3 separate regions of the Mus musculus genome follow, and all the other regions are linked to region 2. Evidence: chromatin loops called from intact Hi-C (ENCODE). Cell type or tissue: heart. All regions are shown on one strand. Links, peaks and the distances in the headings refer to the core of each region. The heading gives the core; the rest is flanking DNA. Region 1 holds the start of Rbms1 (RNA binding motif, single stranded interacting protein 1). Region 2 overlaps Rbms1 (RNA binding motif, single stranded interacting protein 1). Region 3 has its middle 16 kb from the start of Gm26422.

What was found. Peaks named below come from ENCODE experiments on the same cell type or tissue, not always from the same donor. Only the 100,000 strongest peaks of a DNase experiment are listed, where the experiment ranks them.
Region 1: a loop joins it to region 2, with 3 times the contacts of the local background. A loop is called at or near these places in 11 of 42 quality-filtered maps.
Region 3: it touches region 2 in a loop (2.1-fold over the local background); 2 of 42 quality-filtered maps call a loop at or near these places.

What each region holds. Positions count from the first base shown.
Region 1 is chr2:60,875,509-60,882,587 of GRCm38, forward strand. Rbms1 (RNA binding motif, single stranded interacting protein 1) reads right to left here and starts at 5,930. Exons shown (of 14, transcript NM_001141931.1): 1 at 5,610-5,930. The coding sequence starts at 5,678. In heart, for the core only: a CTCF peak has its summit at 5,605; a DNase peak (open chromatin) is centred at 5,943; H3K4me3 peaks cover 2,849 bases; H3K27ac peaks cover 2,863 bases.
Region 2 is chr2:60,798,484-60,805,562 of GRCm38, forward strand. The region is part of intron 2 of Rbms1 (RNA binding motif, single stranded interacting protein 1); the gene reads right to left. Among named protein-coding and RNA genes, the nearest start is that of Rbms1, 79 kb to the right of the region's middle. In heart, for the core only: a CTCF peak has its summit at 3,948 (motif pointing right); no DNase peak of the experiment used is centred there; H3K4me3 peaks cover 634 bases; H3K27ac peaks cover 493 bases.
Region 3 is chr2:61,292,982-61,300,060 of GRCm38, forward strand. No RefSeq gene overlaps it. Among named protein-coding and RNA genes, the nearest start is that of Gm26422, 16 kb to the left of the region's middle. In heart, for the core only: no CTCF peak of the experiment used is centred there; DNase peaks (open chromatin) are centred at 2,430 and 2,770; H3K27ac peaks cover 899 bases.

The DNA.
Region 1 (7,079 bases), core at 1,425-6,424, 78 kb after region 2:
CTGTCATTGTAAAAAGTGTTAAATACCAACAGCTGCATTAATTCATTAGCTTAATCCAGAATTCAGTTTCCCTGTTTACCTAGTAACTTTAGTCTAACCTCAGAAAACACCTTTCTCCTTGTCTACCATGTATTTTAAACTCCAGAAAGCATTAGAACGGAGCGAGCCAAGCACTCCTTACAGAGTTGAAAACAAACACCCACCAAAACACCTACAGACTCCCAAGGACAAAAGGGAAGAAAAAAATGTTTCCATTTCTGAGTAAGGTAAAGATGACATCTTTGAAAAATCAAACATACAAACCCCACAGAGGATAAACTCCAGGAAAGCAGTCCAGGCACACTAATGATCAAATCTGTCAGTTTTCAAGCAATTTAAACACTTCTTTTGTGTGATCCGTGCTTTTTTTTTTTTTTACTTTCTGCTTTCAAATACCTGCATAAAATAAAGACTAGAGGTCGAGGGCTTGGTTCTCCAGAGAGAAGGTAAATGGCACCAGCTCTTAACACACAAACAAGCACTTAAAGGCAGAGATCCATGGCTCTGCTTACTAATATTCTTTTAAACCTGGTTGAGAACTTCATTTCCAACCCCAAGCCCTTATACCCTCCTCTGAGGCTGCCCACAGCCTAAACACAGTCCCTTCTTCCGAGGCTGTAAACAGGGCCCACTCTTTAGAGACTGGGTTGAGTTCTCCTAAGATCTCACAGAGCCTCCCGGGACCGCTTGCTGCTACCTGCTCTGTGGGGACATTAATAATAGTAACACCTTAGAAGGATGAACAACAACCGCCTTGTGAGTGTGCACAATTATCTTTACTCAGCACAACCCCCGGCTCAGGGATGTGAGGAGGCCTGGAAAAGGTAGACTGGAGCCAAGTGACATGGAGAGCAGGAAGAAGGAACACTGACCAAAATGGCTGAAGGAGGTAAAGGGTGAGATCTGCATTTCCATCAGCCTTAAGGGATGTGCTAAGAGGCAAATTTCTAAGTGGGGTAAAGAAAACAAGAATAGTTGTTTTATAATCATGTTTTATAACTAGTTTTTAAAAAGTGAATTGGGTTCCCTAAGATAGAATTGCTTGATTTAGCAAATAAAAACACACAGCACAACATATTTGAGACACTTGTACCTTTAAAAAGAGGGTTATCTGAGATTCTGAGTTTACTCAATGTTCAATAGGCTAGCTGTTAACCCTGGAGCAAAGGCGTTTATGGAACAAACAAACACCAATAAATTACAGTGCCTCAATTCCCCAAGCTAAACCAGGCCACGGGATACACTCCATGTCTTCCAGAGTCACCTAGGAAAAGAAGCAGCCAGGAGGCTCAGCTGCTCTTGACAGAGTCTTCCTTTTTCTCTCTAGTAGTAGACCCAGCCCTGGACCTCAAAGACCTGGCTTTCACTCACAGGCCATCTCATTTCACTGCCCATTTCATTCCCAGTCTCTTTTCCATCTTATACTGATACGGTGGGGGGTGGGGTGGGGATTAAACACAACAAAAAAGAAAGGATATGCCCTAAGTACTGACTGCTCACTGAGAACATTACAAACATCCCCAGAGACCCTCCCACAAAGAAAACAGGCCAAGAATGCAATAATTTTAACAGTCTCTGGGGTGTGCTCTTGACAGCTGTCTGTCTGTCTGTGTCAAGAAGGAAGGAGAAAACAAAATCCAGAAATGTATTCAAAACCTAGTGTGAACTATGGGAAATCTAGTGAGATGCCAAAAGGCGTACCTAGCAGAAACAGTGCCCATCCTCCATGGGAGTGTAGACTTCACAAAAGCCTATGGGTAGGCATCTGAAACCCACCGCTTTTGATTAAAAAAAAAAAACTACCAAATCACAAACGCACAGAGTAGAATATAAAAAAAGAGATGGAACTTTATTTACACAAACCAATTTTGTACTTGCTACTTCCTCCAAGCAAGCCTCCAATCTCTGCCTAAACATTTGCCTTTGTGGGGGGAAAAAAAAGGTTGGGATTGGCTTGGGCACTATTAATTTAAAACATCGTCCACCCAACTTTAATCTACACACTTTACAAAACAGGATCCACTAAACACAAGTGGCTGTGAGCAGAAACGGCTTGGCGAGGAGTGATCAACAGCTTTCTATGTCATCTTCTAAACAAGGCCAAACAGTGAATCACTGGAATTCCTCACGTGCAGCTACACCCAGTTAATCTTCAAGAAAGCAGCAAATTGTGTAAATCTACTTAAACTGGGGTGGCAAGTACCTCGCTCGCCAAGAGTGAGCAAGATTTGCTAAGCTCGCCTATGAGAAGGCAAGCCCATCAGTTGAGGAGAGGCAGACCCACCGAAATTCTGATCACTGGTTCACCTACTTCCAACACCCTGTGACAGACCACTAGGGCAACATTCTCAGCCAAAATGGCTCTGGCTACGTGTCACGATCTGCAAAACTCATACTACGTGACATCACTGAGTCAACTAAAGCAAGGAAGAAGTGCCATGAAAGAAATAAGGAAACATGAAAAAAGTGTAAAATAATGATAATAATGATAGTAAGATTTTTAAAAGACAAGAAACAGAACCTGAAATCAAACTGGAAATAGCCACTTTCAGTCTGTAAAGACTTTTAAAGTATGAGGCACTTCCTGTTCCTTTTAAGCCACAATGAAATATTTTCACAATTACCAACGTCGTGATTAATGGTTTCATTTCCGTTGGGGGACGCTGGTTTCACAGAGTCAGACTGTATCTACTTAAGGAATATCATATTTGCAAGTCACAACCCACAGTGAGAAGATGTGCTCATTTCTTCAGAAACTTAAAACTAATAACCTTTATCTAGCACTGACTAGCAAGGAGTCACTGGAGTATTCAGACTCACCTCACTGGCCTGAGCTGAGCAGGTGTATGTATGTGCCCACAGGCTTGTGATGCAGGAAAATCCTGTTTATCCAAGGTGCCCTGGTTACAGCCCTTGGGGAGAGAAGGATGAGCAAGGCCCACCTCTGCTTCCACAGAAACTGGGTGACTCCTCCATATGTAAAGTGCAAAAGGGACTAACAATCGCTCACCGGAGCAAAATGCTGACATCAATGTTCCCACCAAATACCACCAACTCATCCTTCAGATCAAACTCTGAACATCCTTCTTCACCTTCTCTCTCCCAACCTACACTCACATACATACGGGGTGGGTGGAGAACTAGGGAGTCAGAGGTACCGGCACGGAGGATTTCTACATGGGTGTTTCCTGGGATGTTCATGGCAGAAAAGGCCATTGGAGTATGAGGTCCCAAAGGCCTGGTGGCCAGGATTCAAGTCCTGCCTCTGCACGCTGGGTGGTATGGACTCTGGGCAAGTTATTTAATCCATGCTTTAATGTTCACTGTAAAGTAGAGACTAATATTACCTACCACACAGGGCCGCTGCCAATGTGATGAAATCAGTTAATCCACAGAAACATTCCAAATGCCAGCCAGCAGGTAGTAAGGTGCTCGGTGATCGTTAGCTACCACGATTCTGTGTGTGTCTATACTAAGAGTGATTCTGACTTGTAGGCGTTCCAAAGGTGATTTAAGTATCCCTCACACTCCTTTTTATTCCTCAAGGAAGTTATCTGAAATCAGCCCCTAACAGCTGATTGTGTATTTCTAGATGAAAATCAAACTGCATTATATGCCTGAAAATTGCCAATTCTGTCGGCAAACTGAAGAAAGCATTTATGAACTGAAAGGCGCAAAGCTTTGCATCACAGCATCTTATAAGAAGTATTAATTAGATTTCCCATTCAGGCTAAGCCAGGATGAGATCATGAAGTCACTCACGGTAACCAGGTCCCTGCGCTCCAAGTGTGCTTTTTCAGTGAATGGCAAAATACTAACAAAAGAAACCTTTGACTCAAATACCACTGGTACCCAGGGTCTTGTGTCTGTATAATGCCTACACATTCATTTCTTTCTTTGCCTATAGAAAAAAGAAAGTCTGTTTGTTTTTCTGATTCAGTCAGCCCTTTTAGTCTTTGAGTCTAAGGAGAGGCTTGTGAAAAGAGCATCTTATCAGCATGCTCCAGCCAGCAGGCTGTGCCCCCCTCCACAACCAAACCTCCAGCCTCTCTCAGCAAAAGGCCTCACCCTCTGAGCCTTTTCCCATTTCAGAGCTAACACCCTGCTGGGTTTTGACAACAAATAAATGAATACACAAGGCCCTAACATAATTAGCCATCTTTTCAGGTAGAGAGAGGTGGGTGGGGGGAGGAGGGCTTGGGAGAATACTTTAGTGTAAATTGGCCTCACTTCTGAAGTTGACGCTGGCACACAGCATCTGAGGGCACTTATTTTAAATAAAGCCACATGAAGTGAGTTTTCGAGATACCCGTCCGTGAATCCTGACCTTGTGCATATCTATCTCAGCCAAGTCGTCAGTAAAGATTTTAAACTTGTAACCCAAAGATTGGACTTCTTAATCCAGGAGAAAGGCTGTGGCTTGGACATCGTGGGCACTGAAACCCAGGGACATTTATTTACTTCTTTTAAAGGGGAATTTTAACAAACAAAAGAGGCAAAGAAAGTAAAATAGAAAATAGTACTTTGTGACCCCGAGGAAGCATTTCAGATGGGCTGATGCTGGACAGCCGGAACAATAATCCTGCAAACCGCCACAAAGAACTCAGCAGGCTCCAGTGCCACACATCTGGATCTTAATGGAACCACAGTTTACGTGGAAGGGTGCATTTTGCTGCTATCATTACTGGGATAACTTAATTGATCTGTCTCTGTGGCTGAGGGTGTAGACTAGAGATTTATTACGAAGGGAAAAGATCTGCAATGCTGCCTTTTCTTTTTCAACAAGCATTCTGTCACTGACCTCTAAACGAGTTTAACCTTTTCTGAGCAGACCTGCACATTTTTAACATAATTTAGAGCTAGGGTTTTTGTTGTTGTTATTGCTGCTGCTGAGAGGCTGTGGGGTTTTTATCACAACATGGCTTCAGTAACCTTCTTTCAAAAACAAAGATGTTAAAAACAAAAGACCGAAACTAAAACCTGCCAGTTCCACTCCTTTTCCAGGCAGGGGATTCGGATGTAACCTTTCAAGTGCCTTTGGAGTTCAATCTGTTAGAAAATGTATGAAACAAAATTAGAATAGGAAAAGGCGTGTGTATGACTCAGGCTTATCCCAGTATCTCTATCACAGGATTTCCCTGTGTTTCTGAAAACCTTGAGAAAGTGACAGAAGTTCCTGTTTTTCTTTTCTTTTTTGTCTTTTTTTTTTTTTTTTTAAAATAAGAAGGGTGGCGCGCGCGAACACACACACACACACACACACACACACACACACACACACACACGTCTTCCGGGTTCCCCATGAATCAGACAGGTTTCTTGGAGGTCCCCTAGTGCAATGCAAAGCACTGCCCCGACGTATCCCCAGTTCCTCTGTACACAAAGGTCTCCAGGAAACCCCCAAACTTGTTGCGGGCCGCCGGAGCCCTTGGCCGCGCGCCTGCCCGTCCCACCTCTCCGCCAGTCCCCGTCCCGGTCCCCCCGGGCATCTCTCCGCCCGCCGCCTCCTTCCGAAACCGGGTCACCGCCCCGCGCGCTCGGCGCAGGCCTGGGGAGCGCGGCAGCCTCACCTGCTTGCGGTAGGGCGTCCTGCAGCCGCCGGCAGCGCCGGGGTGGCCGCTGCCGCTGGGGAAGATCATCTCGGGCGCGGGGAGCTGAGGCAACCGGGGCCGCGGCGCTCCGGGAACTCCCTCTCTCGCCTGTCCGGGCAGGCGGAGGGAGGATGCGGCCGGGGACTGGCTCGCGGCTCCCGCCCTAAAAGTGCGGCGCGACGCGCGCGGCCGGCGACTCTCGAGCAGCTCCGGGGGCCGCCGCCCTGCGTGCCATGGACCGGAGTTCGCGCGCGGTGCCGGCGGCAGCGGACGAGCAGCGCCGCCGCGTCCCCACCTCCCGCCGCCTCAACCACCGCCCCGAGAGCGCGCCGGCCGGGGGCGGGGAAGCAGCCGCGCACCGCCTAGTGCCGCGCCCAGCCCTCCCGCGCCTCCCGCCCGCCCGGCCGCCCGGCCGCGCCCGCTCCCCCGGCCTCGGCCCCCGCGCTCGGCCTCCCGGGCTGGGGCGGCAACCCGGGCTGCGCGGCGCCCCCATCCCGCGCAATGGTTGGCTCTGGCGCCCCGCATGCCTCACATTCCTGGGAGCAGCCACCCCAGGCCCTTGGGCCAGGCGTCGCCGTGGCTTCGCACCCCACTTGGCTGCCCCTTTTAAGGGCATCGCTTCGGGAACCGCTGGAACACCTGGATAGGAAGCCAATGGCCCGCCTTTTCTTTCATCTTTCACAGCAGCCCCTGGTCCCGAAAAGGCGCGGATAATTACTCTCACTTCCCTGTCCAGATCTACCTCCCAGGACACTTCTCAGCCCCCCAGTTATAAGCATGCTACATTTTTGTAGAGCAAACGGGTGGGTTTTTTTTGTTTTGTTTTGTTTTGTTTTTGTGTTTTCCTTTCCAGTCCCTCACCCAAATACACCCGGGAAAGTTTTCAATTTCATTCTTGTGCCACAGAGGAAGAGTTTTCCTTCAAGACAACATTATCAAAAAAGCAATGAAAACCTTATAAGCCATCCAAAGGGGAGACCTGTCCTTCCTGGAAAAGACAGAAGATACAGGAATTCAACCTAGTTATTAAAAAGACGGCAAGAAAGGGACAAAGACAGGAGTAATTTCCTTTGTTCTCAAGTGGAAAAAAAAATAAAAACTGCTTCTCTTGCCGCTCCTTTTGCAGTCACCTCTCTGGATGTAGCTAGCAGGCTTTGAACACATGTTGATGTGGAGGCCTCAGAAGAGGGTGGTCAAGCAAGCCATTTCTGGATAGGGTTACCAGGGCTGGTTGCCATCTTTAAATTGGCGACGGGGTCCCTGACAAGTATTCCTGAATTCTGGGATTACAGCCACAGTACACATACATAGGTCTTCCCTGGCTTCTAACATCTTCCTGGAAAGGCCCATCTGCTACAACAATGAAAAATCCCAGCTTGTCTTAACAAGAGAAGGAACTCAAACTCTGGCTGTCACAGAGATGCTATGAACGTCAACTTTCTAGCCAAA
Region 2 (7,079 bases), core at 923-5,922:
TTAAAAAAAATTCTCGAGCCGGGTATGGTGGCGCACGCCTTTAATCCCAGCACTGGGGAGGCAGAGGCAGGCGGATTTCTGAGTTCGAGGCCAGCCTGGTCTACAAAGTGAGTCCCAGGACAGCCAGGGCTATACAGAGAAACCCTGTCTCGAAAAAAAAGAAAAAAAAAAAAAAGAAAAAAATTCTCAAAACAAATGGAAAATTAAAAAATTAAATCTAACTCAGCAATAACTGTTCAGGTGGCAAGTGTGAGCATGTGTGTGTGTATGAGATGGGCTGTGGAGACTACGGGACAGCCAACTGGGACTCGTCACTAGTTATATGATTGTGTTCATGAGAAATGGCGTTAAATCCCTTAAGGTGTCACAGAAACTGGGGAGAGGGAAAAATGCACAATGTTCTGATTTAGTGCGCTCCTGCTACAGATTAAATATCATTTACAAACGCAGACAGAATAGCCCCACCTCCCCTCAGTGCAAACCCTGAGGAAAAGCGCTACAACCCGTACTTGATTTCCAAACACTCAGGGCACTCTGAAATCTAGTATTTACAATTTTAAAATCAGGGAAAACTTTGGAGGACTGTGCAGGCGATCCTTCCTGAATCCGGGGCCAAAATTTCCTCACATCTGCATACAAAGTTCTACAATTCCATTTTCCCTGGTGCTTAATTTATACGTTTTAAGACATGTTCTTTTCTGCCTTTCTCATGATTACCTTTTGAGGATTAAAAAAAGTGAGTCTTCTAGCTGAGGAGGGAGCTGGGTGGCTGAGCACTTGTCAAGTGTGTCACAAGTACACTGAGGTCCCGAGGAAGAAGAGAACCTCAAGTGTCTTAAGTGTGTTAGGCAATCAAAGAGTTCTCCACTACATTTTATGCCGCTCTGAACATTCGGTACTTATGCTTGTATGTGAAAGCAGCTGACATACATTTGTCCGAAAGAACCAAATGGCGCGAGCCACCTCTCTTGTCCATTTAAGTCCCCTCCTTCCACTCTGTATAATCACGTAGTCAAGTGAGTTCTAACTAGGCATGAAAAGTAAGGATAATGTAAGGTTCAAATGATAATTACATCCAAGAGACAGCAGCGCAAACACCTTCAATTCCCCAAAGAAACCCTGAGCACTCCTAACGACATCACTACGGATCGCTGGGTTTACAGAAACAGATGTAAAGGAAGCACAGAAGCTAAAAACAAAGAAAGCCAGACATAACGATGGCCCTTCGGCAGTCGATCCTTTTCCAAGGTCATGGGCTTCCCTATTCCCAGCATTCACCCCCATGGGCAGTCGTCAACGGAAGCATTTCTTAGATTCTGTCGCACACTTCCAAAAGCAGGAAGGGCTTGTATGACCCCAGCTTTGAGTAAGGGCACAGTCACTGAAGGGATGATACTATGCCTGAGGTCTCTAAGAACCCACTGTTCTTTGTCAACTAGAGAATAGGATGTTCAGGAGGTCAGGGGTTGGCACTGTGTCCTCCGCTGCTGCTCTGAACACTTTGTGATGGCAAAGGTGTAGGGAAGTGGAGAGGTGACATGCTGGCCACACCACATCCCTGAGCTCTTCCTTCTCTGCCGCCTGTGACATTGACGCTCACCCTCGCACCTATGCTATCTGTGTTTCTCCTCACTGTGGGAGATGGTATCCACAGAGGCGCTTCCCATTCCATTCCCGTGGTCTGTTCAGGGGTGCCTGGTCCATTCTTCGTCTTTACTCCTTCCTTTAATTTAATAGTTGACCCCTGACCATCTTTATTTAGATACTTATCCAGAGATGTGGCTGTAACTAATGCTATTTCTCTTTCCTATCTTTTGAGAATACACACCAAGGATATCAAGTATTGGTTAGAAATTGTCTCGTGCCCACCACTGTCTAAAAAGCATCCCAAACACATGTTCCATCTCCTTCTTGTATCTTTATTCAATAGCACTTTACTCTCCTGTTCCTGCCAAGCTCAGGTTACCAGGGACTGTGTCAACTCTGAAGGCAGACGGTAACCCTGCTGAGTTTTGTCTCTGATGCTTCCAAAATTCCCTATACTGTCTAGACTTATTTAAACAGCACTAAAAAGTCCCCCAGCCTCCACGCCACTGGTCCTTCTAAGAGGACCCATCTGCTGCATCAATCTCCCTCACGCACCCTGTTAGACATGTCCTGGCCACCTGCCCATTACCTCAGCTTACCCACCTTGATCCCAGAGGACCTGTGCAAATCTTTCTTTCCCAGAAGCCAGCCCTAATTGTCTCACTGATTCACCGAGGAAATAATAAAGGGGGTTACAGTTGCCAAAGTCCCTGCTTATGCTCTTCAAGCCATGTCACGAGAAACAGTAAGGTTATGCGTGACGTGTTATATATGTTGTGTTTTATTTAGTTTCAAAATTGATTCCTACCCCCATTTTTTGTGAAGGGTAAAAAACAGTCAAGATCATGGTTTAAGCCTACGAGTTTGCCTAAATTTCCAAAGTTCACAAAAAATGTCTTTAAGTTTTCACTGCAACCTGTCTATGAAGTGATTGTGAGAAGCAGTTTGTCCTTCGTAAGCTCAGCTATGACAGGAGTTGGCAGGATCAGACAGTCTCCTCCATCTCAGTACTGACTCTCGTCCCCCCCTCCCCCCCTGACTCTCGTTCCCCCCCTCCCCCCAAGGCTGAGTGAGCAGTGTTTACTTTTCAAATGAAACAAACACACAGTTCGAGACTGACAAAGAGCAAAGGAACAGAGAAGGCATTTCTGAAATTTGCCAGTTTTACTTTCCATTGGTGGCTTCCATCAGCTCACGAGCTAAGACCGAAAGACTGATTTCTCAGAAAGTTACGGAGGGTTTTCACTGTCTGCGGAGTTACGGTCTGCTGGCTCCTGCACACGGTGAGGTGATTATCTGGAGCCACTGAGGGGTGTTAACCGGTTTCGCTTTCATTAAACATCTCCATGTTGTCCACTCAGAAGCTACGCTCAGAGCACAGTGCCACATGCTCACCATTGCCCTGACAGCTTTCCTTGCAATAAGACTTAATAACTGGGGTGGTGAGGGTGACGGGGGTGGGGTATGTTACAGGTAATTAGAACCTAATCTAAATCTACTGTCAATCACCAGAGGCCACAAGATTAACAGATGTTTGGGTACAAATCCATAGAGGAATAAACACTTTAAGCTACCTTTGTTCCCATTTGCAATTTAAAAAAAATTATTAAGGAAGAGAGATGTACACGGTACTGGATAAATGCACACTCTGAGAACACCATGCGGGACACACCCAGGAATGTAGTGTGTAAGGTGTAGGGCTGTGGCGAAGCCAGTGTGTCTACACTGACTCTTCAGGTTTTATCCAACTTCAAAGTAACCAGGCTCAGACCACAGCCCTCACTCTCCCTGGTTATAATACTCTTGCTAAGAGAAGCTAATCCACTCCAGAGGAAGGCTGGCAGGAAAAGGATAAAGCGTAATTAAGAGACGTGACTACAGAATAATTAGAATTTCAAAGGGAGAGGATCACAAGTCAGATTTCACATTTGGGCCCTCGCGCTCCTGCGGACGTGGCTGAAGAACTGCTCCGCGGGTACTGAAGCTTCTCCGGTTTGCAATATAGCTTTACTTCTCTCTCCACCATCCCTGCTTATGAATAAAACCAAACACACTTTAGTTTTAATTAAAGAAGTATCTGCTGTCCCCGGAGCTTCTCCTTTCAAAATCGTCCCCCACCCCTTTCCTTTGGATTTTGCTTAATCACCAAAGCTACAGACTGCTAGGATCAGAGCACAGGTGACAAAATTCAAATCACCTAAAGCCCCAGGTCTATGTGGCAGTCATCGCCTTACAGGATGTGAGCACTCTGTATGTGCAAAGGTGAGCATACTCTTGTCCCCTTCCTTCCCTACTATCCTTCCCCTCGTCCCAGTTAGGAGCTTAGGAAATGGGAGTCTACACCAGCCACCACCAACAGATGGCGACCATGGTTGAAATGTTACCTTAACACTTGGCATTTCCAAGGTTTAAATACTGGCAGTGCTCGTACTAGACTTGGAATACACTAGGACATTCTTAAAGCACCACTTATTGCTTATTTATTACTATAAATAGGCAATGGGCATATTCAAAAAACAATGTGTTCATAATGCTAACAGAAAAAGATGCATCTGAAACAGCCAACTATTGCTCATGAATACAGGAGGATGGCTCATGTTCAAACTCAGGAGTGCCCATTAAGAACAAGATGTAAGTGGTGACAGACAGCAAGATGGACAGACAGCATGAAATGAGGATAAACTAAGGGAAAAAACATTAGAAGCTGATGACTTAGTGAGATCAAAGGCATACGTCATATTAATAAGCTCTTATTTTTTGTGCACAGACTGCTGAGTGATTGTCTCATAATTTAATCCTCACGGCAACCTCTGATTAGGTGGTTTTTTGATTCTACTTTGTACACGTGAAACTCAGGAGCAGAGTGAGTCTACTCGGGGTTACACAGCTAGCAAGCTGAAAACACACAGGGCAGGAAGTTTGCTTTGGAGTTGAAAGGCCACGCATGTTGACAATTACAGAAACTTGGGTCATCGAGCACGGAGAGGTTCAAAGCAATTCCACTTTGAGTTTGCATGCTTTAGATGGAGAAAGGGCAGACTGCCACTGCTCACGTCTCTAGGATGGGTGCTGATGACATTCAGAGAGAGGTCACATGGTCTACCTTGAGATCAGATGCCCAATAATATATGTCGGTGAGAGGAAGTACAACTGGCCTTTAAAGTCTCAAAGGAATCATTCATGGATCTATTTCATGGGAACTAAAATACGGGGACTATCTGTCAGTCCCCGCTTGTTGTTATTTTGGAATTGTGAGGGGAAAATAGAAAAAGCTCTAATACACAAACACAAATGTATGTTCCTCCTGCATGCGTTATATGCTACATCTATTGTGATAAACTCACACCCCTACCCGCCCCCACACAACCATAACCTCACCCCTACCCCGACAGGCACACAGGTGACTCCGAGGACAGGGTTTTCTAGCTACTCTTTCTCTTGCTTTATTTTGTCAAGGGCTCCTCAGGAAAAGGGATTTCCTAATCTATGCTTTAGCTTACTGAACGGTGTGGTTGGACAGAGGAAGGGAAGGGAAGCAGAAGTGGCGTCCCATTTAACAGAAAGGTTTGGTAATGAACAAGGCCTAACAAGTAACACAGGAGGAGTGATTTACCCATGTTCTTTCTGAATCCCCACTACCATGAAGAAGTCAACTGGTAACATTTTCTCTATTTAATAAAAGAAAGAATAAGGATCCAAAAATGAGATACAAGATATGAAAAATTTAAACTAGGCAATCAAGTTCAAACAGATTTCCTAGGGCTTTATGTTTCATGCTGACAGTTTTCATGGTTTCCAGAAAACTGGTCTAGGACATGAAAATATTAAGCACATATAAGGGCATTTCAGTTTCCATTTCATTTGTTTGAGCCAAGCTCAGATAACCGCCCCATCTGCTTGTGCCGTTTGGCTGCAAGGGGTGGCACTCACACAGCACAGTGCCGTACCCAGCTAGACAAGAAGCCAGAGTTTCCGGAAGGCAAGGGAACCAACCTCAGGACCTGAAGGTCAGATACAACTGAAGCCCTGGTGCGGAAGGCCAGCATCATGATCACAGGAAAAGACAAGCGTAGCACGAAGGAAGAGATCAAATCAGGAACGCAACTCACCAATATTCATAGCATGCCCCCGTGTGACCTTCACCACACAAGACCTATGAAAAATGTATAAGATGCCAGATCTACTATGAAGGGAGCAATCCTTTGAGGGATAGGAGGAATTTCCGTATAAACTCACCTTAGTACTAAATAAAAATCCTGTGTGCAGAATCCTGAACAAAGAAGGCATAAATACAGAGTGAGTGTCAAGTGGAACAAGGCAGCCTTTGGGGAGCACAGAAACCCAAGCAGGCTACGAAGAGCCACGACCAGCAGATGTTTTCATGCAAACCTATGTGAGAACGACAGAAATCAAGAGTGGGAAGGGCCTGGAGTCGCCTGCCTTCCAGAGAAAGGGAACACTCTTGGCTGGCGATTTTGTCAAAACAACTGTAGAATGAAACGGCAAAAAGCAAGATTTTTATTAGCAGGATTCATGAAAAAGTTGATGCCTAGGATTAGCAAGGAGAGATATGCCTTTTAATTTAACTTTGCTGTAAGCTTAAAAATTAGTATGGATGACTGATGAGCCGGGCTTTCCAGAGGCCAGCAGAGATTTAAGACAAATGGCTTCTCTGAAGGAGCCTTAAATGCTCAATTAAACTTCTGAGAGAAGCAGTCCCAGGTGTCTGTTATGGAGAGCCAGCAGCTTGCTCGGGAATGCAGAAGACAGAGAAAGGAGACCTTCAAGTTCACGTTTCTGAACTAGGGAGGTCAATGACTTTAGCCGAGTCTGCAGGCTGGGATATGTAGCAGAACCCAGCTCCTTGTCACATGTTCTCTCTCAGGGGCAGCTAGCCCAGCTGTCTTGCAGCAGGTGAGCTGATGGGACAATATCACGGAGGCTCTGGTACAAAGCGCCATGCTGCTTCTTCAAAAGGTTAATCCACCCTTCAAACTCAAATAAAATCGGCAATTCCCTTCGAGATTCTAGAAATGATAAACCTTCTCACTAACCTTAAGACTATGCTCATCAACTTTCCTGAAGAAACCCACTACTGTTCCTACCACAGTTGGCTAGAAATAAAAAGCACACAGAAAGTGAACATTAAATTATCTCGCTAAAAATAGCAAAGATGCCCATTGGGTGGGTGGGGCATATGGTCTGTGAAAAATGTAGAGCGTCTCTTCTAAACAAAAGCACTACAGAGACTTTGACTTATTGCATGGGTTTATGATTGATTACAGTTTAGAACCAATTCTTTCCAAACTGGCAAGCAAGCTGAGGTAGCTTCTCAAGAGCACACAGCACACCAGTGTTCACGCACAACCTAACACCATTTCACAAACGACTGTCCTGCAGCTCTTCAGGGTACAGTCATAGATGCGTGGGAGCCAAATCAGTGTTGCCCAACACTACTATGTTAGAGGGAAATAACGTATGCTGGAAACAGA
Region 3 (7,079 bases), core at 854-5,853, 490 kb after region 2:
GTGTGCCTGTGCACATATGTGGGTGGGTGTAATGCTGATCAGAAAGGGCCATAGGATAAGGTGTCTCCTAAGGACAGAGGAAGGTTTTAAAGAAGGCAGAAGAGTTAGTGGGCATGGAGAAAAATCTTACTGATCATGAATAATGATGACCCCCAGAGAGCAGGGTGAAGGATCTCAGATGGAGAGGCTGGAATGGGGTTGAAACAGCACTGGATCAGAGCCATAGCCTTGTGTAGACAAATCTGCAGAAACAGAAAGAAAATGTGTGTGTGCATGGGATAGAGATAAGAATGGAAACTGACTAAAAATGTATAAGAGAAAACCTTTGGACCTGATAGAGATGCTGTGCTAAAATTAATTGTGGTGCTGTAGTTACAGCTATGTGAGAATGTCACAACAGTTGATCTGTAGATTGACGATGAGTGAATTTATTGTGTGAAAGCTATATCTAAGGAAAACTATTTTAAGTTCTTAAAGAACCATCCACATTTGAAGGTTTAAACAGATAAGTCACCTTCAAAGAAGGTGTCAGAATAGCAGACAAGCATGAGACACTGTTCAAGATCATTAGTACTTAAAGCGAAAATCAGAGGCACATGGTGTCATCCTAGATGCTGAACAGAAAAGTGGACAATGTCAAATGCTGGGGAGGAGGAGACTTCAATACTCTGCTGCTAGAAAAAAAAAAAAACTAAGCAAAATCAAAACCAACTTCAAACCTAACCTCTAAGGCTCATTGTCTCCATGGCTACATATGTATCCAGGAGAAATGAAAGCACATCCCCAAAGCATGCAGAAATGTCACAGCAACTTTTTGTTAACACTCTTTATTGTAAATAATCTGAATGTTTTTAAGTAGTAAATAGATTAAAAAAAAATCATTGTGTTTCATAAAATACCAGACAATGGAGTGGAGGTAAAGAGAGAGAGGGTCACAGAGACAGACAAAGAGACAGAGACAGTGGATATATCCGTCATGAATGAATCATATAATTCTGTTGCTTAAAAAAAAATCTATACCCTAAATCAATAAGTAGTAAGGGAAAAAATGCTGACACCATTGCATATACTAGCAAGATTTTGCTAAAAGGACCCAGATATGGCTGTCTCTTGTGAGACTATGCCAGGCCTAGCAAACACAGAAGTGGATGCTCACAGTCAGCTATTGGATGGATCACAGGGCCCCAATGGAGGAGCTAGAGAAAGTACCCAAGGAGCTAAAGGGGTCTGCAACCCTATAGGTGGAACAACATTATGAACTAACCAGTACCCCGGAGCTCTTGACTCTAGCTGCATATGTATCAAAAGATGGCATAGTCGGCCATCACTGCAAAGAGAGGCCCATTGGACTTGCAAACTTTATATGCCCCAGTACAGGGCCAAAAAGTAGGAGTGGGTGGGTAGGGGAGTGGGGGGGGGACTTTTGGGATAGCATTGGAAATGTAAATGAGGAAAATACCTAATAAAATATTTTTTAAAAAGTAGTAAGGGAAAACAAATAAGATAATTTTATTTATATGAAGGCAGTTCATTGTCTAGCTGGGGACTGGGGTGAGTTAGGAGGTAAGCGGAGAAACTGTGAAAGCTACAAGAAGTCTTCTGAGAGAGGTAGACATGCTTGTTAATTTTAATTTGGTGATAGTTCATAGGTGACCTAATACCTTCAAACTCATCAAATTGTGCATCTTAGTATACAGTTTTCTTTGGAATATCTACACTATATATAAACTACGTGTGTGTGTGTGTGTGTGTGTGTGTGTGTGTGTGTGTGTGTGTGTGTAATATTTCTTTTTATGTCTCCTGGTGTAACCATTTATTTTTCAGCAGCTAGCAGCAAGTCACAAGAGAAAGCCAAGGCTCCCATTATATAATGTCCCCTGACAAGTGTCAGAGCATCTTAAAAGCGGCCACTGACTCCTTCCCTCTCATTACCCTATCTTCAGGCAGGATGCAGCTTTGCATCCTAATCTGAGACCTAATTGAAGCCATTTTAAGTTAAAGGGGGTTGTGGGGTAATGAGGTAAACCTAAAACACAACAGCCTATGAAAGGATACAAACGCAGGGATACAGACGCAGCCACTCTGAGATTTCTCAGTATTCTTGTTTGGTTTTTATGGTCTCAAATCAGCTGTCTTTCACAGGCCAGAAGAAAGGCTCCAATACAGCTTCAAATTCCCTTTATTAGAGCCTCACAGCCAAAGGGAACTAATTCTCCACGAAACCACAGTTTACAGGAAAAAGAAGAAAAGGCCCTATCTCACATCCAGGGCTTGCAATCAAAAGGTGGAGTCTGGAGGACTGGTTCCTGCCGTGCAGACAGGGGGACAGGAGTGAGGAGAGGTGAGCAAAATGGAGACATGTTAGCCAGAAAGTTTCCATCACATCCAGGATCCTAAACTCTGGCAATATGCAGACACTGTGTTTGTTTGTTTAGTTGTATTCTGTTTTGACTGGCTGTGGCACCAGGCCTGCATTCCTTTCCCAGAACTGCCTTATCCAGAAGATAACTGGTAACAGTCCCCAGGAGACCCTCCCTCGGCCTATCTAGAAGGCATTTCCTATTTGCTCTTTCTCAACCATAAAACAGAAAAGTAAGGTAATATTCACTTTTTACCACTCACTAAAATAGCAGCTGTAATTTCTTTTTTATCTTCTTGCCCCATTTATCTTTCAAATCCATTTCTCATCCCCTCTCTAGCTGCAGCCAAGGATGTTTATATCTAAAATGACTCAGGAAGGAAGTAGGGTTTGGCAGACACTCGCCTGCTTTTATATGCCTTGGGAACAGGCTCCTCACCCACTGAGAATAAGGTCAGTTTAATCCACTCCCGTGGGTAAAGTTAGTCAGCAAGGACTTGTTGAATCACCCTGTCCGAGTTGCCCAATAACAGCAAAAATGAAGCAACTTTGTATTGTATTAAGAACAACTGTTGAGTTAGGAATGGGGTACTATTTACGGTGATATCAAATAACAAAAGATGCTTCATTTTACGAATGTCAAAACGTTTACATTTCAAGTCCTCTTTGGCTCTGATGGAAGTTGAAAGTTGTTGTTTAGTAGGGTTATTTTTCTTATTGTGTTTCTCTCTGCCATCAGAAACACAAAACTAAACTATCATCTTTTCATATTTTATTTAAAAAAATGTCTATTTGCTTTCAGAATCCATTATGAAAATAAAAGTCATTTCTACCCTTGTCTAAACCACTGCTCTCAAAAGTACGTTCTTTGTTAGTTAGTTTTCAATATTTCCAAATTCACTTCAAAGAGCCTGGTTAATATTTAAAAGACTTTTCCCGAAGTCTTCCACCTCAGGCATAATTTTTATCTTCCCATGAGCATCCCTGCTGTAGGCCAATTGGGAATTCTAGTAGAAGAATTTAAGCTTCTTGTGGTCCAAATCTACCAATAATTCCCAGACACATCTTTTTCACTGGCTCTCTTAACTGTGCTTTTTCCTCTCTCTCTCCCTCCCTCTCTGTCCCCTCTCTCTCCTACCCTGTCCCCACCCCCAGTATAACTATATAATTTCTAAGCCATCACTGTGAAGTGCATTATACCATTTGTCTTTTAAACCTTTAAGGCTTATCACAGACCTAGTGTCATCCGTGAGGCAGACGGAAAGCTATTCAGCTTCTCCATTTGGAGGGAGGATGGAGACAGCGAAAGCCCAATGGCTTTTCACCAGTCATATGGCAGGACGACCCTGAAAGACTGAGAAGAAAACTAGCCAACTGCCTAACTCCATTCTCTCCACTCTATGGCTCAACCCACCAGAGCTCACTGTCCATAATTCTCTCAGCTAGTTCACAGGAGTTACGCAAGCCGACCTTTCTATTTTCAAATTATAGACATAAACTGCTAGTCCCTAACTGTTGATTTTAGACATTAACTTCTTCTTATGCTAAGCGGAGATTTCACCCCAGCAACCCATTTTCTCCACACAATGCATTTTCAATCACATTTTGTGATTCTGAAATCAACACTTCTAAATAGTCTACCTTCCACGTGTTTACCTTGGTTTTGTTGTTGTTTTTGTTGATGTTTTGTTTTCAAATGACCTGTCTTATCAGCCACTCCTTTTCCCGATGGACGTACACCCCCGCGCCCACTCCCCAAGTCCTTTGGCTGAGCTGTCTGCTTCCTGTACCGCAGTGCTTTCTAGATCCCTGCATCTCTCTGTCGCTCCTTTCAGTCCTTCTTTTAAGTGGAAACATCTCAGCTTCTCAAGGAAGAGATAAGAGAAATACAGGTTCTGGTTCCAGCATGTCAGGAAACGTCCTTTCCTGTTCTCACATTTGATTAATCGCTGGGCTGGATGTTCCATTCCAAGGTTAAGATCACAATCGCCCAGATTTCTTTTTTTTTAAAAGCCATTGCTCCATCACTGGCCCAAAGCCAGTGGTGGTGAAAAGTCTCGTTTGAATTTGTCCCACAAATCTGTATTGATTGCTTACAAAGGACCAGGCTCTGCTCAGAATACAACAGGTCATAATGACACAGAAGCCCCACCTACAGAGAGCTTCCTTTCCTGTTCTGAAAATGAAGTAGAAAATCAATGAGAAACCAACACAAAAGGTGTGTGTGGCTGTGCACACCTTTAACCCCAGTGTTCAGGAAGCAGAGGCAGGTGCAACTCTGTGAGGTGGAGGTTAGCCTAGTCTACATAGGAAACTCCACACCACCCAGGCCTACACAGGAAGACTTTGCCAAGGAAAAGGCCACATAAATAAAAGACCACAAAGTAGGAGGAGAGTAGAGACACTTCTTTGCGACAGTGGCTGGGACAGGCTGTACTATGGAGGTACCACTGAGTTGAAACCTAAACAATAGCAGAGGGACCTAGGAGACAGTTGAGAGCAGAGGAAACACTAAGTTTGAGGATTTCCAGAGGCAGAACCAGCTTAGGTGTTTCAGGTAGAGATGCTTGAGGAACTGAGAGACTGTGACACAGAAAGGTGAGTTCACAGAGGAGGTTTGGTCCTGCTCAACCCATAATGATTCTCATAAAATATGGAGGTCACTTCTCATTCATTCTCCTCCTCCCACTCTCCTTCCCTTCCCCTACTCCATCCCCTCTCCCCCTCTCCTTTCCCCTTCCCCCCCCCCTCTCTCTCTCTCTCTCTCTCTCTCCTCAGTGGTATGTGTGTGCACAGGTGTGCATGGACTTCCTGCATCGCCCCAGGCAGATTCTCAGTGAACCTGAAGTTCAGGTTCAGCTAGACTAGATATCAAGCAAGCTCTATGGATCCTCCTCTCTCCACCTCCCCAGCCCTGGGACTGCAGTTCTACACCAGCTTTCCTTTGTGCTGAGCTCAGATCCTTGGGCTTATGTGACCAATACTTCACTGACTGAGCCACCCGACATAGACTCTTCAACTGTATTTTATCTGAAGGTGTATCTGAAGAGAATAGAGAATAATGTTGATATATGTAATGTCTGTTGCATGCAGCCACATCATTTTCTGCAACTTTCTATCACCTTTTCACTTAAGAGAATATGTATGTGCTTATTCTAGTTTGATGGATTTTTTAAAAAATATATCAGTAAGATTAGAGATCTCTTTTTGCTGCACAACACGTTGGTCCTGTCATATAAATTAAGACCATTAGAAATCCTTCTATTACACTTCTTCCATTATAAAACCAAAAATTTCAGGACATTTCAAGGTGTCGTGGATAATTGCTAGTCTTATAGAATTTTTAAATTGATGACATTCATTAATGAGCTTCTCATAAACGGCTTCATTATGGCAGCTCATGATGAGTTTTTATCTTTCCAGCATCAATATTTCATATAAAACAGTAAGAAATTAAATTTCTCTTTGTGTTTATTTCCTCATTAATTGGATTATCAAATTATCCAAAAGCATGTTTATTGTTTAACAGTTTTTATTTTCATTGTATTTGCTTGTAGAAATGTGTGCACGGCATGGCACATATGTGGAAGTCAAATGGTAGCTTGGGGAGTGTGCAGTTCTTCTGCCGTGTAGGTACTAGGGATCTAATTGAGATGGTCAATCTTTTACATATTGAATTGTCTCATTTGTCCCAAATTCATTATTTCTAGCTTAAAATTTTCTCTTAATAAATTATTGTTCTTGGACATCCAAAAAAATAGTTCCTGTTGCTTTTTACCTCAGAGTAGAGCTTTGTTATTATTTATATTTCAGTTTCTTCTAAATTTTTATAGAAATTTTCTTGGTTTCTAAGGAAAATTTACACACACACACACACACACACACACACACACATACACACACACAGAGTGTTGTTGGCATTGGAAGAATTGTTGAAGGCCATTGTGGCCTCTGAGACATTCTGATCTATTTGGATGGATAAATAGTGTGACTTCATACACAAGAACTCTTTGTAAATGCTTGTATTCCCACAGTGCATTCCTAACTGTATAAACTTTGTTATCAAATATATTTCTGACAGGAGAGAATTCCCTTTTGATCTGCCATGATATGAAACAAATTATCTGCTTACTGTTTGTAAATTTGGAGACAGGAAGTATTTTCCATGAACTAGCTTGTTTATCCTTTCATCATAGAATACTTCCATACTACTGTGTAACTTCTGTCTCTGTACTTTGGGCCATGACAGTTGGTATGATGAGTAGTCCCTCTACTATCTACGAACATAACTATGTATAAACATGAGTGTGTATTATGTTAACATAACAAATCCAAATTAAATACATCTTCAACTTAACTTTCCGGTAAACACATCCTACAATACTCATAACCATTCAAAAGGTGTGAAGAAGGAGATATAACAGAGGAATCTGAACTGGAAGGAAAAATTTCCATCATGATTAAAATAGTTTTATCTTATGAAATTTACAAGAGTATATACCTGTGCAAATACACTGTGAGACCCTTCCCAGGCCTTCCATCTTAGAAACGACCTATACAGAGGAGGGACTTTGGTATTTAAGCTTAATTGTCTTACTGGTAGATGTATCTTTGCAGTGTTTTATTCTGTTAGGAATAAACATAATGAATTAGAGAATCAAGTTTCAGCCTCTTCCAACTTGGAGATGGTGGGTGTGTGCCGGAGACGAGCAACTACTGC